2 separate regions of the Homo sapiens genome follow, and region 1 is linked to region 2. Evidence: read pairs that join two places in POLR2A ChIA-PET (ENCODE). Cell type or tissue: PC-3. All regions are shown on one strand.

Region 1 (8,000 bases), 360 kb before region 2:
CACTGCAAGCTCTGACTTCCTGGTTCAAGCGATTCTCCTGCCTCAGCCTCCCGGGTAGCTGGGATTACACGCACGCACCACGCCCAGCTAATTTTTTTGTATTTTTAGCAGAGACGGGGTTTCACCATGTTGGCCAGCATGGTCTTGAACTCCTGAACTCATGATCCGCCCCCGCCTTAGCCTCCCAAAGTGCTGGGATTACAGGCGTGAGCCACTGCGCCCAGCCTTGAAGACATCTTTATAGAGGTATAATTGCCATACCATAAAATGCACACACTTTTAGTGTATAATTGAATGATTTATAGTAAATTTATTGAGTTGTACAACCACCATGACCAGAAAAAACAAACTCAGTTTCTCCCACTATACTCACAACAGGCCTCTGACACAAGATGTATAGGGGTTTTCCCCACACATCAGGCAATCAGTCAGTTCTGCAGTGGACACCAGCTGGGTGTTTTCTAGTCCAAATAAACTCTGATACTATCCACCTGAAAATAACACCAGGTCCCATAGGTTGAGTGCTCAGTCCCCAAGACTATCCTCACTTCAGATGCCAGTAATAAGTCCAGGCCTCCAGAACTTCAAACTAACCAGCCATAAATCAGGATTCCCACAACTCCCTCCCTGGGTTCCATTAATTTGGTAGAGGGACTTACAGAACTCAGGGAAACATATACATTACAAACGCTACAAATAAACAGCCAGATGGAGAGAACAAAGGGTAAAGTCTGAAAGGGTCTGGAGCACGGGAGCTTTTATCCCTATGGAGATGGGGTGTCACCTCCTCCTCCTGCGTGTGGATGTGCTCTCATTCACCTTCCTGGAAGCCTACAGGTGTTCAGCTATTTAGAAGCTCTCTGAACCCAGTCGCTTTGGTTTATAATGGAAGCGTCAGGCTGGGCCCAGAGGCTCACACCTGTAATCCCAGCACTTTGGGAGGCCTAGGCAGGTAGACCACCTAAGGTCGGGAATTCGAGACCAGCCTGGCCAACACGGTGAAACCCCATCTATATTAAAAATACAAAAATTAGCTGGTTGTGGTGGCAGGTGCCTGTAGTCCCAACTACTTGGGAGATTGAGGCACAAGAATTGCTTGAACCTTGGAGGTGGAGATTGCAGTGAGCTGAGATCACGCCATTGCACTCCAGCCTGGGAAACAGAGTGAGACTCTTGTCTCAAAAAAAAAAGCATCATTAGGTAAGCATGATTGATAAATAATTGGCCATTGGTGATTAACTTCACTTAGAGACCCTCCCTGGAGGTTGGGGGTGGGGCTGAAAGTTTCAACCCTTTGAACTAATGGTTGGATCCTCTGGCAGCCACTCTCCCATCCTGTGGTTATCTTGGAACTTTCCCCGAATCCTGTCATTAACATAAATTCTGCCGGGCGCTGTGTCTCACACCTGTAATCTCAGCACTTTGGGAGACCAAGGCGGGCGGATCATGAGGTGAGGAGATTGAGACCATCCTGGCCAACATGGTGCAACCCCGTCTCTACTAAAAAAAAAAAAAAAAAAAAAAAAACAAAAAACTAGCCAGGTGTGGTGGCACGTGCCTGTAATCCCAGCTACTCAGGAGGCTGAGGCACAAGAATCTCTTTAACCAGGGAGGCAGAGGTTGCAGTGAGTGGAGATCGCACCACTGCATTCCAGCCTGGTGACAGAGCGAGACTCCCTCTCAAAACAAAACAAAATATAAACTCAAGTGTGTTTGAAAAGGGATTGTTTTAAATAACAATATTTTTATCTTTCACCTTCTGGCACTGAAGCTATTCCAAGAGGGGTTTCAAAGATCTAGGACAAAAGGCCAAATATTTTAACAAAAGATTTTTTTTTTTTGAGACAGAGTCTCGCTCTATTGCCCAGGCTGGAGTGCAGTGATGCAATCTCGGCTCACTGCAACCTCCGCTTCCTAGGTTTAAGCAATTCTCCTGCCTCAGCCTCCTGAGTAGCTGGGACTGCAGGCATATGCCACCGCACCCGGCTAATTTTTTGTGTTTTTAGTAGAGACGGGGTTTCACCACATTGGCCAGGCTGGTCTCGATCTCCTGATGTCATGATCCGCCTGCCTCGGCCTACCAAAGTGCTGGGATTACAGGCATGAGCCACTGCGCCCAGCCAACAAAATATATTCTTATTGCTTTAGATACTTCCCTTATCCCCCAAGTTGGATTAAATGCTAGCTCTAGGGCTGGGCTCAGTGGCTCACGCCTGTATTCCCAGCACTTTGGGAGGCCAAGGCAGGTAGATCACTTGAAGTCAGGAGTTGGAAACCAGCCTGGTCAACATGGTAAAACCTACCTCTACTAAAAATACAAAAGTTGCTGGGCTCAGTGGCTCACGCCTGCAATCCCAGCACTTTGGGAGGCCGAAGTGGGCTGATCACGAGGTCAGGAATTTGAGACCAGCCTGGCCAGCATGGTGAAACCCTATCTTTACTAAAAATACAAAAATTAGCCAGGCATGGTGGCGTGTGCCTGTAATCCCAGGTACTTGGGAGGCTGAGGCAGGAGGATCGCTTGAATCCAGGAGGCAGAGATTGCAGTGAGCCGATATGGCGCCACTGCACTCCAGCCTGGCCAAAAGTGTGACTTTGTCTCAAAAAAAAAAAAAAAGTGGCCGAGCGCAGTGGCTCACGCCTGTAATCCCAGCACTTGGGAGGCCGAGGTGGGCAGATCATGAGGTCAGGAGTTCGAGACCAGCCTGGCCAACACAGTGAAACCCCATCTCTACTAAAAATACAAAAATTAGCTGGGCATGGTGGCAGGCACCTGTAATCTCAGCTACTAGGGAGGCTGAGGCAGGAGAATCGCTTGAACCCAGGAGGCGGAGGTTGCAGTAGCTGAGATCGCATCACTGCATTCCAGCCTGGGTGACAGAGCTGGACTGTCTCCAAAAAAAAAGTGCTGTTCCATTTGGAAGTCAAGGCTGATGCCACCTAAGTGGGTTCCTGCTATCCTGCTACAAGGAACTTGAAGACATCCTCTTTCTTCATTGGCAGGACATCAAGGGCTCTGGACATTGTGAAAGTTTCCCTTGAAGTTACAATGGGAATCCAGAACAACGTCACATGGACCCCTCCATGGGTAACACAGAAAGCAAATGGTGTCTTTTAAGATACAGAAAAATTTGAATTTTGATGGTTTCATTGACCAATTTTTCCTTTTATAGATTAAGCTTTTGTTGTCATATCTAAGAAATCTTTGCCTAACCCAAGGTCTTGAAGATTTTCTCCTATGTCTTTTTTTTTTTTTTAAGACAAGGTCTCATTCTATTGCCCAGACTGGAGTACAGTGGCAGGATCACAGCTCATTGCAGCCTCAACCTCCTGGTCTCATGCAATCCTCCTGCCTCAGCCTCCTGAGTACCTGGGACTACACACCTGCACCACTATGCACAAATAATTTTTTATTTTTTGTAGAGATGGGGTCTTGCTATGTTGCCTATGGTTGTCCACAACTCCTGGATACAAGCAATCCTTCCACTTCGGCCTCCCAAAGTGCTGGGATTACAGGCATACGCCACTGTGCCCAGTCCTGACATATATTTTTAAAATTTTCATAGATACAGCCAAATTGTCCTTCCACCACACAATTGGCATCACGTCAATTTATACTCCAATCAGGAGTATGGCTGTTTCTCACTTGCTTGGTAACACTGTTGAGATAGCAATTTTTTTGTTCCTGACCAATCTGATAGTGAAAACATGGCATCTCATAGTTTTAATAGCTAAAATCCTACTTTAGCCACATCCTAAGCAATATGTGTGAAATGACCAGCTCGATGCATTAGCCACCCACTGCTTCAGTATATACATTACTAAGGAATGCAACTGCTAAGATAAAAAGCTACCACACAATCTATTGAAATACTGACAGAAGAAATTATATGATGTCTGGGATTTGCTTTGAAATAAGCCATCAATGGAGGTAGTAGATGAAACTATTTTTCTTTCTTTTTGAGACCAAGTCTTGCTCTGTCACCAGGCTGGAGTGCAGTGCATGATCTCAGCTCACTGCAACCTACGCCTCTCAGGTTCAAGCCATTCTCCTGCCTCAGCCTCCCTAGTAGCTGGGACTACAGGCATGCGCCACCACGCCTGGCTAATTTTGTATTTTCAGTAGAGACAGGGTTTTACTATATTGGCCAGGCTGGTCTTGAACTCCTGACCTCAAGTGATCCGCCTGCCTCAGCCTCCCCAAGTTTGGGATTACAGGCATGAGCCATCGCATCCAGCCTTTTCTTAGAGATGAGGGTCTCTTTATGTTGCCCAGGCTGATCTCCAACTCCTGACTTCAAGTGATCTTCTCACCTCAGACTCTTAAAGTGCTTGGATTACAGGTGTGAACAAACATGCCCAGTCTGAAAACTATTGTTACTGGTATTTGAAGCTTATGACACTAGAAATTCATTATACTGTTTTCTCTTTTCTTATCTATCTCTGATATTTTTCACAATAAAAACATATTTTTAGGCTGGGCACGGTGGCTCATGCCTATAATCTTAGCACTTTCGGAGGCTGAAGCTGGCAGATCACTTGAGCCCAGGAGTTTGAGACCAGCCTGGGCAACATGGCAAAACCAGTCTCTATTTAAAAAAAAAAAAAAAAAGTTATTTATTTATTTTTTGAGATGGAGTTTCACTCTTGTTGCCCAGGCTGGAGTGCAATGGCGCAATCTTGGCTCACTGAGACTTCCGCCTCCTGGGTTCAAGCGATTCTCCTGCCTTAGCCTCCCGAGTAGCCAGGATTACAGGCGCCTGCCACCACACCTGGCTAATTTTTGTTATTTTTAGTAGAGACAGGGTTTTGCCATGTTGGCCAGGCTGCTCTTGAACTCCTGACCTCAGGTGACTCACCCGCCTCAGCCTCCCAAAGTGCTGGGATTACAGATGTGAATCACTGTGCCCAGCAAAAGTTGTTTTAAATGACCATTTATGGCACCACCTAAAATCATCTTGTGTACATCTGTCACTGCCCAACCCCTTGAAAGATGTTGGTTTAAAGGTTCAGAGTGAGGGCTCTAGGTCGGGCCGATCAAATGTGAATCCTGATTCCATCAATTACTAGCTGATCTCAGGGAAGTCGCCTAACCACTCTGGGATAGTTGCCTCAGCTGAAAAATCAACATTACCGAACCAGGTTCGTTCTGCCTGTTGCACAGTAAGCCAATCACTGAGATGATAAGTTTTGCAGCCAATAAAGAGATTATTCACAAGGCAGCCCAGTGAAGAGATAGGAGAACATGTCTGAAATCTGCATCTCTGAAAACAGGGTTTAGGGATGTTTATGGGATAAAGAAGCAAGGTGGTCCAAGGTGTAGGGAAAGGTGATTGGAGGTAAAGAAAAGTGGGGCCATTGGTGATCTGTGCAAGCCAGTTAAGCTTTATGGTTCATAGGATGCATGTTCAGAAAATGACATCATTAGTACGATCTAAGGATGGACTTTAGGGCTTTTTGGCACTCTAACATTGAAAGGTCACCCATCAGATACTCAAGCAGGCCGAGGTGAAGGGTCGGTGGGCTCAGCCATCTTGAACTGGATAAGAACTGACTGTGAGTTCCTGAAAAACAACTTAAGCAACCACTGTCACAGTGACCTATACATCAGAGATGTTATCTATAAGGAAGTTGTGGAAGTCTAGTTATATACTGCTTAGCTATGTGACTTTTAGCTATATAGGTTTTAAAATCAACTAGAAGCAAGTGACTAAAAGGAAACAAATCAAAGCATGATATAAGCTGATTCTTTTTTTTTTTTTTTTTTTTTTTTTTTGAGACAGAGTGTTGCTCTGTCGCCCAGACTGGAGTGCAGTGGCGCGATCTCTGCTAACCACAAGCTCCACCTCCCGGGTTCACACCATTCTCCTGCCTCAGCCTCCCAAGTAGCTGGGACTACAGGCGCCCGCCACCACGCCCGGCTAATTTTTTGTATTTTTAGTAGAGATGGGGTTTCATTGTGTTAGCCAGGATGGTCTCGATCTCCTGACTTCGTGATCTGCCCGCCTCGGCCTCCCAAAGTGCTGGGATTACAGGCGTGAGCCACAGCGCCCGGCCTGATAAAAATTTTTAAAAGGAAAGAAAAGAAAAGCAAGTAAGGCAGGTTAAGTTTGTTTGTTTGTTTTTGAGACTGAAATCTCCAGTGAGAACTTTAGGCAAGAAATTATTCAGGTCTGTAATTTGTAGAGATAGGCCAGTGGGGCTTTCCTGGAAGAAGGATAACTTTAGGTTTGAGAACAAGAAAAGAAGGAACTGAGGATAATGAGCAGGACTAGAAGAAGCTCTGACATGCTGATTATTATCTAAGGCTGTTCTTTAGTCTTGCAGTTGCCCCTCTGAAGCTCAAATCTCCCCAAAATTGCAGGGGGATGTGCTGAGAGCTCCTTATGGTGATCTATTTTTATAACTTTTTTTTTTTTTGAGATGGAGTCTTGCTCTATTGCCCAGGCTGGAGTACAGTGGCGTGATCTTGGCTCACTGCAACCTCTGCCTCCTGGATTCAAGCGATTCTTCTGCCTCAGCCTCCTGAGCAGCTGGGATTACAAGTGCGCGCCACCATGCCCAGCTAATTTTTGTATTTTTAGTAGAGACAGCGTTTCACCATGTTGGTCAGGCTGGTCTTAAACTCCTAACCTCGTGATCCGCCCACCTCACCTCTCAGATTGCTGGGATTATAGGCGTGAGCCACTATGCCCAGACTTTTTCTTTCTTTCTTTCTTTTTTTTTTTTTTTGAGATGAAGTCTTGCTCTGTCACCCAGGCTGGAGTGCAATGGCGCGATCTCGGCTCACTGCAACCTCCGCCTCCCAGGTTCAAATGATTCTCCTGTCTCAGCCTCCCGAGTAGCTGGGATTACAGGCATGGTATGCCAGGGTAATTTCTGTATTATTAGTAGAGATGGAGTTTTACCATGTTGGCCAGGCTGGTCTTGAACTCCTGACCTCAGGCGATCCATCCACCTCAGGCTCCCAAAGTGTTGGGATTACAGGCATGAGCCACTGTGCCCGGCCTATAACTTTTTTTTTCCTACTTCTAATTCAGTATAGAAAATTTGAAGGATACAGAAAAAGAGACTCTTCCTATCATTGATTCAGGAAGAGGCAGTTGTGATGAAGTTGAAAGAGACAATCCTGAGTTCCAATCTCAGATCTGTTTCTTGCATTCACTGTGAATTTTGGCCAGTCACTTTAGCCTTCTGAACCTGTTTCTTCCTCTATGAAAGTGGGAATCACAGTGACTCCTACCTCACTGGGTAGCTGTGGGATGAATAAAGGCACATCTAGTTCATAAACACACGGTGGGCACTCAATATATGTCCTTGTCTCCTCCTTTCTGTTTACAGAGAGGTTTCATTCAAGCATTTCCTGAGCACCCTTAAGGTGTCACTACGTGCCAGAAGACACATGAGTATGGACAAGACTGGCTCTTTCTCCTTGAAAGGCTTATGGATAGTCCAGGCTCAGCGACTCACGCCTGTAATCCCAGCACCTTGGGAGGCTGAGGTGGGCAGATCCCCTGAGGTCAGGAGTTCCAGACCAGCCTGACCAATATGGAGAAACCCCTTCTCTACTAAAAATATAAAATTAGCTGGGCGTGGTGGTGCATGCCTGTAATCCCAGCTACTCAGGAGGCGGAGGCAGGAGGATCGCTTGAACCCGGGAGGCGGAGGTTGCAGTGAGCCAAGATCGCGCCATTGCACTCCAGCCTGGGCAACAAGAGCAAAACTCCGTCTCAGAAAAAAAAAAAAGGCTTATGGTTTGGGGAGGGAGGAAGGAGGAAATCTTCCCAGATTAAATGGTCCAAACTCCTGCCTCAAGATAAATTAAAAAAAAAATACATTTGACCTCAATTTCCAGATGTCAGCAGAGGCCCAGAGAGGCAAGGTCACATGGCAAATAAATAGTAGGAAGGGAACTTGAACCCGATTAGGAGGAATATTGGGAAAAGAGCAAGGAGGAAGGAACTTTGTAAATAAAGTCATGCTAGTTTGTAGCCCAAAAA
Region 2 (8,000 bases):
GTCACGGGGCCCCTTCCCATGAAAGCCGGGGCTCTCTCCTGGCGGCCCAGGAGAGGCCCGCACGTCAGGTCCCCTAGGGCAGCAGGGCGAGACGCCTGGCCCGTGGGTGCCCCGGGGCGCTGCGGACGGGCTGCGGGTCTGACTAACGATGCCCTTTCTCTCCCCGCCCCCTTGTCCGGTGTGTGTGTGTGTGTGTGTGTGTGCCTCCTCGCTGCTCCCCTCCTCTGCACGGCTCCCATCCCGCGCCCCGTAGACAGCTACGCGGCTCCACCCAGCCCCGGGGCCGCCCCTGCCCCCGCGGGCCGCCCTCCGCCCGCGCCCTCCTTGATGGACGAGAGCTGGTTTGTTACCCCTCCCGCCTGTTTTACGGCAGAGGGGCCTGGACTCGGTCCCGCCCGCCTCCAGAGCAGTCCCCTGGAGGACCTCCTCATCGAGCACCCCAGCATGTCCGTTTACGTCACCGGCAGCACCATAGTGCTAGAGCCCGGGTCCCCTTCCCCGCTCCCGGACGCGGCCCTGCCTGACGGCGACCTCAGCGAAGGGTGAGCGGGCCGGGGGCGGAGCCTGGAGGCCCAGGGAGACGGATCTTGGAGGCCAGGGTCCAGGCTAGGAGGCTGGGGTAGTGGGGCCAGGAGCCCGCCCCGCGCTCGAGGGGGTAGCGGCCTTGGGAGGGTTGCCTTTGAGACAAAGTGGGGGGCCGGTGGGCCTCCGGGCGAGGCTAGAAGCGGGCCTGAGGACGGAGGGGCGGGGCTTGAGAGGGAGGGGCGTGGCCAAGAGGCTGGGGCCGGGGTTGGAGGCTTGAGGAGCGTGGCTGGAGCGCCTAGGGAGTGGGACTTAAACAGAAAGGCAAGGGTGGAATAGGGGGTGGGGGTCCAGTCTCCCCCGAGGTCCAGTTTACCTGTTAAGGGCTAGAACCGAGGAGGCACCTCCGGGTTGGTACCCACAAGAAGGGCGTCGGGCACCCCAATCTGAACAGACACAGAACTGAGCCGAAGCAAGGGTGGGAGATGGCAGCGCCCTCTAGACCCCCCGCCCAGCTTACCCGGCTTGACCGAGCCTGGCTCTGTCCTCACAGGGAATTGACGCCCGCCCGCCGCGAGCCGCGGGCCGCGCGCCACGCCGCTCCTCTCCCAGCGCGGGCGGCGCTGCTGGAGAAGGCGGGCCAGGTGCGGCGGCTGCAGCGGGCCCGGCAGCGGGCAGAGCGCCACGCGCTGAGCGCCAAGGCGGTGCAGCGGCAGAACCGAGCCCGCGAGAGCCGTCCGCGCCGGTCCAAGAACCAGAGCAGCTTCATCTACCAGCCGTGCCAGCGCCAGTTCAACTACTGAGCGTCCACCGGCCGCGCCACGAACCCCTTGCCGATCCCGATCCCTGTCGGGCTCCTCCGACTCCTCGGGCTGGACACCGAAACCTCCCTTCTTAAAGCGTGTGAGGTTGGGTGATAGCCGTTCCTTCCCCGACACCCTCAATTTCCCCATCTCTGATCCTCTAATCTGCCTCTGAACCCATTCACCCTTCACCCTCACTCCTGGTCCCCATACCCAGCATCTAATCATCCATGCCCCCTACTCCTGGCCCCTCCATCCTTTCTTCTCTGGTCCCCATCCCTGTCTCTCCCTTTCACCCTTGCCCTCCAGTCCTCTACCTCTGGCCTGCCCCTATTTCTGAAAGCTTCTTCCAGTCCCTGATCTGGCTCATTCCCCACCTTCAACTCCCACCTTACATGTCTCACACTATCCCATGGTTGGCATTACACTCACTCCTGTTCCCTTATTCTTCATTCCCAGTAATTCCCTACCAAATGGTGGGGACCCTGAGCCCAGCTCTGACCAGGTAGAGCCTGTGCAGCCTGGGCTGCTGTCATTGCCCTCCAGTAAGGGCTCAGGGTTTTGCTTTTAGTCTCCCCTTCCTTCTGCCTTGGGGGCGGTACTCTGTGGAGCTGCTTAGGCCTGGAAAGGTACAGTATGTAGAAGAGGACTGTGAGACGTGAGTTAGAGGGAGAAGATGGAGGGAATCTAGGGAACGAGGCAGCCTATTGGAGATGCGGACAGGACAGACACGTTGAGAAGCTGCAGGGAGCAGGGCACCAAGGGAGTGTGCACTGTGCTTGCTCAGAGAGGCCAAACCCTGCTCCCAGGCTGAAGCCTGGAGTCTGCCCCCACTTCCCTTTTCTATAATCCACCCTTCTGCAGGCCCTGAAATCTGAAGGGCTTAGTTAGTACCTTGCCACTCTACCCCCAACACGTCACCCGAGTAGAAGCTGGGCAAGGCCCTACCATCCTGGCCGTCTGTTCACAAGCCCAAGGTGCTAGAACTAGCTTAGGAGACATGCAGGCCACAGGGCTTCTAGGCAGGGAAAGGGCACACACCCTAGGTCAGCGTGCAGAGCAGTGATGCTGGAGGACACACCATGGGGTGAAGCCATCCCAAGGCTGACAGCTCAGTCTTCACCTTGCCTCTGGCCTTGTATTTCACACCCTGCTCAGTATGGCTAGCCAGCAGTCCTGAGTAGGAGTCCAGGACTCCCACTGTCTCAATCTGCAAATTGTTCCTATCCAGGTTCAGGGCCTTCAGGGGGCCTCTTTTCATTTTCTCCCACAGGCCTCTCTTTCTTTCTAGGTTGCTGGGGAGAAATGGGTACCCTATGATCCCCCTCCCCTTCTCCTCCAGTAAATACCTGGAAGAGGGAACCTGAATCCCTGGGGGAGACAGAAGGGGCAGGGGCCACCAGCCTCCCCTTCTTGTGGTGAGACTGAATTTTGGGCTCAGACACCAGCAACAGCCTCTTGGGATGCCCTGAGTTGCTTCCCATTTCCTCTTTCTAGCCGTCCTTTTCTAGTGTGTGCTCACTCTTCCTAGGAACTTTTAAGACTTCTTGGTACCTATGAACATAGGTCCTCCCCTCACCCCAACTCTAGGTTTCCAGGCCTCACAGCCAAGCTGAAGCTTGGAGAAAACTCTGCATTCCCATGAGGGCAAAGGCAGCTGCCCTCCCTGACCCTATAGCCCCAGGCCTCATGGGGGGTATGTGGGGAAGGGATGGGGTATCCCCATGGATGCTGGGATGAGGACAGAGGAAGACCTGATGGGGTCTCCTATTCCAGGGAATAAGCCAAATTAACACTAAAAACGGATCAAAGCTCCCACGCCAGTCCACTAGGGCCCCAGTAGTTGACAGCCTTGCTCCTCTCCCAAGTTCTCCTTCAGAACCTAGTTGCTTTTATTCTTCCAGCTACCACTTGGGCACTTCACAGCCAGCCTAGGGTCTTCGGCACCTCCAAGAGCTGAATCTCCCTCCAACCCTTCTTGCCTACTCCTCACTGCCAGCTGGGACCTAGGCTCAGTCCTGTGTGGTGCCCATGATCCTTCTGGTGGGGGAAGAGTTTAAGTTATAGGGCATTTGGCTCAAATTTTAAAAGGCCTTTTGTTTACCTATATTTCTGGAGGCTCCTGTATTCTAGAACCCAATCTCTCACCTGCTTGGTTGCAAGGCTCATATTTTTTTGTACCTTTCCTATAGATTCTGTAGCATTTGAGTGTGGCAATATTTTAATTGTGTATAGATTTCTAAGAACCAACACTACTCAGTCTCCTGCTAGTCTGACTCCTGAAGCATCAGCCCTTGTCATACTGTATTGACTGTGTACGTGCCTTTCACCTTGAGCATGCTTCAGGATTTTTTTTTAAACCACAGAACTTGAATACATGAGGGAACCAGAGTTCAAAGTCCTATGCAACCTTAGGAGGGGGTTAGAGAGTCTGTTTTGATTGATGTTTTCTGAGGCCCTAGAGGAGTTTGTATCAATTTGTGAGTATTAATGTCAGTACTACCAGCACTTTGCCAAAACTGTCAGAGGGACCCGTTTCTAGAGTGAGTCCCAGTTACATCAAACAGTGACTTCCAGTTATTCCCCAGTAAGTCTGAGTGGTTCCTTCAAGCTGGGTGTCTTTCCAGCCTTTGCCAGTCTAGCCCCAGCAGGGCACCGTGTATGAATGCAGTTTGGTGCTGTTTTAGAGTATGCCTGCTCCCCAGCCCCCTGCCTGGAACCCTCTGAGCAACTTGCTCTGACCTATAATGTCTTAGGTGCAACACGGACCCCACCAGAGCTCTTGGATACCCCCCTAGATCCATGTGGCTTTATGTGAGGGGACTGAATGCAGACACACCATAGCCCCCTTCTACTACTTTCCCTCTCGCCCTGCCACCTAGTTCCACATGGAACCAACAAGTTGAGTGCATCCCTGTTGGGTGTTTTGTGTTGAGACTGGCTGAAATGAGGAGACTTTGACCATGTGACGTGTCAACAGACTCAAGGAGACAACCACCTCAACTGGGTCATGTGGCATGCCTGTGTATGTGTGTAACAGAATTCTGATTGTTAGACTGTAATGCTATTCCTCTATGGGAGAAAAAAATTAATATAAAGAAAAACAAATAAAAATATATTTAAAGCACATGATCCTTTCTGCCTGAGTTGAGCTTAAGTATGAGAAGCATCTTGTAATCTTAAGCACAGTAGTGGCATAGGATATTATGATAAAGCTGGCCTTGGTTCTGGTGTGTGTGTCATATGGGAGAGGAAGAGGGGAGATAAGCTTACTGGGAACAGAGCCAGACAATGGGGTCTGACTCATAAATGACTACTGTTAGAGGATCCTTACAATGCAAGACACATACATGAAGACAGCTGAAATAGAGATGAGAATAACAGCATGACAGAATGACCAAACTCATCCTTGTGGTCTCAGGCACTGGGTTAGAGCAAGGGCAAGTAGCCACTGGAGGGGAAAGGATGAAGTCTAATCCTGGGGGAGATGCAGCAGAAGGCTGAAGCCCAGGCTGAGACAAGGCCAGGGCCCCAAGCATCAGAGTCTCCTCAAGTTGCAGGTAGGGTGGGGCAGAAGCAGCTGGCTTTGGAGACTACACACATTTTGAAGAAGGACAGCCAGAGTGAAATGTAGTGGACATCTCTGAAATATACAGCACAAAATGACCCCTTTAATTTGGGAGCTGCTCTGTCTAACCACAGAACTAAAGGTGGAAACCTGACCTAAACTGGACTAGATTTTTTTTTTTTTGAGACGGAGTTTCACTCATTGCCCAGGCTGGAGTGCAATAGCGCAATCTCGGCTCACCGCAACCTCCGCCTACTGGGTTCTAGCGATTCTCCTGCCTCAGCCTCCCCAGTAGCTGGGATTACACGTGCCACCATGCCCAGCTAATTTTGTATTTTTAGTAGAGACAGGGTTTCTCCATGTTGGTCAGGCTGGTCTCGGACTCCCAACCTCAGGTGATCCACCCGCCTAGGCCCTCCAAAGTGCTGGGATTACAGGTGTAAGCCACCATGCCCGGCCCTGGACTAGATTCTTGATGCTGGCACAATCTTACAGGCCAGTTTGGGCTTACCTCCTGCAAGGAGGAGATGTCAGCACAATTGTTTTGGAGCAATCCACCATGCAAATGGAGGAGCAGATATGTGACATGGTGAAAAAGTGCCATCTCAGCTGCTGACAGCTTCCTGTCCCTAGAAAATCCTGGGTGGCCATTGATCTCTAAGTTGGTTTTGTTATTTGCATCAAAAGAAATCTGAGCAATATATATCAAAATACCTGGCACAGTGCTGAACAGGGCTAGTTTCTTCAAAGCCAAGAATGAGGTGAGGGAGCAAGTATGTACATTTTCCTCAACTTGCCAGGCGGGCATCTCAGGTTCAATGAGGACTAGATAGGAATTCCATCCACAAGGCTGTGTCTGCTTAGTTAAGGTCCAAAGAAAGAGCTGATCACCCAAAAATCCCTTACCAATAACATAACTTTATGTTCTATGACAATGACATTTATTTAACACGTTATTTCACATTGTACAAATCCTTAGATTCTCTTTATTCACTGGTCCATTTCTACAACAAATACATCCAAAACACTATATAATAAAATTATTTACAACATTTCCAAATGAGAAGATTGCTTTTGCCCCCACTACTGCTATTCACACACAGTACTTCCACGGCACAATACATCATTAGGAGATCTAAAAATGCTCACCCTGTACTCTAGGCTGCTTAGGAAATGTGAAAACTAGTAACATTTATAATGGCATTAGCTCCTTTCAATACAAGACAACATTTTAGAAACCTTGAACTTCAACTCGCAACACCAAAAGGGCTCAACAGTCCTGCTTTCCCCATTGCACTTTATGAAACAGGTTGCAGGGACTAGGAAAAGGGCCACATTATTAAAATTACTAACTGTACAGAAATTGATTTAAAAAAGTCACAGCTCAAAATTGCTCTTTGTAAAAGTCACACACATTTCCAAGTATCAAGTCGCAGTCCTGCTTGTTTACTTGGATTTTCTTCGCTTGGATTGCACCGCACTGGTTATGTCTGTGGGGGAAAGAAAGGACATGTTCAGTGGAAGTAACTCTTTACAGCAGTGCCCTTTAGACAGTCCACAACAAGCAGGGCAGACCTAAGGGGAGCCCTACTCAACTCAGAATCTGTCTAAGGGGTGCTCTGAATGGAGAGAGTCACAGGCTTTGCTTGATGACTTACGTGGGAAGAGGGTGTGGTCCTGCATTGGGCAGAATTGGAATGTGACAGAGGTGGTGGCGATGAAGCACACTGACTAGAGAAAGTGCAGGGTGGAGAGAGCCTTTGTAGCTGGGCAATTCACCCACTGTTTCCCTCACCAGTTCTCATCATAAAACGAAGTGTAATAGACAGACTGACAATGCTTTTGGTGAGAAATCAACGAGTAATGCCATAAGCAAATGAGTAAATTCTGTTAGAATGCAAAAAAAAACCTGCCTTGGGATCCCTTTTGGAGCCAAGCTATTGTTTCACAGTAAGGAACCATTTTTGTCATGCTATAGTCAAGGTCTAAACAACATGACCATGGGCCTTGGTCAGTGAGGGTCTACTATGGCCCAGCCAGTTATATCAAGATTGTGGAAGGCTGGGCGTGGTGGCTCACGCCTGTAATCCCAGCATTTTGGGAGGCCGAGGTGGGCGGATTGCCTGAGGTGAGGAGTTTGAGACTAGTTTGGCCAACATGGCGAAACCCCATCTCTACTAAAAATACACGAAAAACTAGCCGGGCGTGGTGGCGTGTGCCTTAATCCCAGCTACTCAGGAGGCTGAGGCAGGGGAATTGCTTGAACTACGGAGGTGAAGGTTCCAGTAAGCCGATATCCCACCACTGTACTGTAGCCTGGAGACAGCGAGACTCCGTCTCAAAAAAAAAAAAAAAAAAAAAGACTGTGGATACATACAGTCATGAATGCAATTCAGAATAAGCAACGGCCTGCTCTGAGCCCAAGTGAGCCTGAAGGCTTCATGGAGGAGGTGGGAACTGAGTGATTTACACACAGAATGACAGTGACATACAGGGAAATGACTATGTTTTGATTCCTTTAGTTTCTCTTGTACTATCAGTGTTTTAACTTAATCTTATGCCAGACTTAAACTGTGTTTCTTAAAAACGTTTTGGCCAGGTGTGATGGCTCACCCCTGTAATCCCAACACTTTGGAAGACTGACGCAGGAAGCTCACTTGAGCCCAGAAGTTTTGAGGCCAGCCTGGGCAAGATGGTGAGAACCCATCTCTACAAAAAGAAAAGAATTAGCTGGGTGTGGTGGCACATGCCTGTAGTCCCAGCTACTCAGGAGACCAAGTGGGAGGATCACTTGAGCCCAGGAGTTCATGGCTGAAGGAGTTCAAGGCTGAAGTGAGCTATGTTCATGCCACTGTACTCCAGCCTGGGTGACAGAGACCCCATCTCTATTTAAAAAAAAAAAAAAAATTCTACACAAAGTTATGGCAGAGTACAGTGAATAGCCTGAAGCTCTCCAAAGGTAAACACTTCTTTAGAATCTCATATTGACTTCAAAAGGTCACCTTTATTTCATATTCTGGTTTTAATATGAAAATAATGTTCTAAAATTACTTCTCATCAAGGAGAAAAAAAATGCTTCTAATATATCAATACAAAAGATGAATCAG

Evidence for each region. Peaks named below come from ENCODE experiments on the same cell type or tissue, not always from the same donor. Only the 100,000 strongest peaks of a DNase experiment are listed, where the experiment ranks them.
Region 1: POLR2A ChIA-PET joins it to region 2 with 11 read pairs; 2 of 35 experiments call an interaction of 5 or more read pairs at or near these places.

The regions. Positions count from the first base shown.
Region 1 is chr20:34,344,762-34,352,761 of GRCh38, forward strand. No RefSeq gene overlaps it. Among named protein-coding and RNA genes, the nearest start is that of ITCH, 15 kb to the right of the region's middle. In PC-3, no CTCF peak of the experiment used is centred here; a DNase peak (open chromatin) is centred at 4,950; H3K27ac peaks cover 1,330 bases.
Region 2 is chr20:34,708,983-34,716,982 of GRCh38, forward strand. It overlaps TP53INP2 (tumor protein p53 inducible nuclear protein 2), which reads left to right. Exons shown (of 5, transcript NM_021202.3): 4 at 254-542; 5 at 1,076-4,454. The coding sequence ends at 1,325. NCOA6 (nuclear receptor coactivator 6) reads right to left here. Exons shown (of 15, transcript NM_014071.5): 15 at 5,792-6,383. The coding sequence ends at 6,340. Among named protein-coding and RNA genes, the nearest start is that of TP53INP2, 8.6 kb to the left of the region's middle. RefSeq lists silencers at 1-496, 537-796, 1,047-1,216. In PC-3, a CTCF peak has its summit at 1,027; DNase peaks (open chromatin) are centred at 189 and 4,609; H3K4me3 peaks cover 1,823 bases; H3K27ac peaks cover 2,161 bases.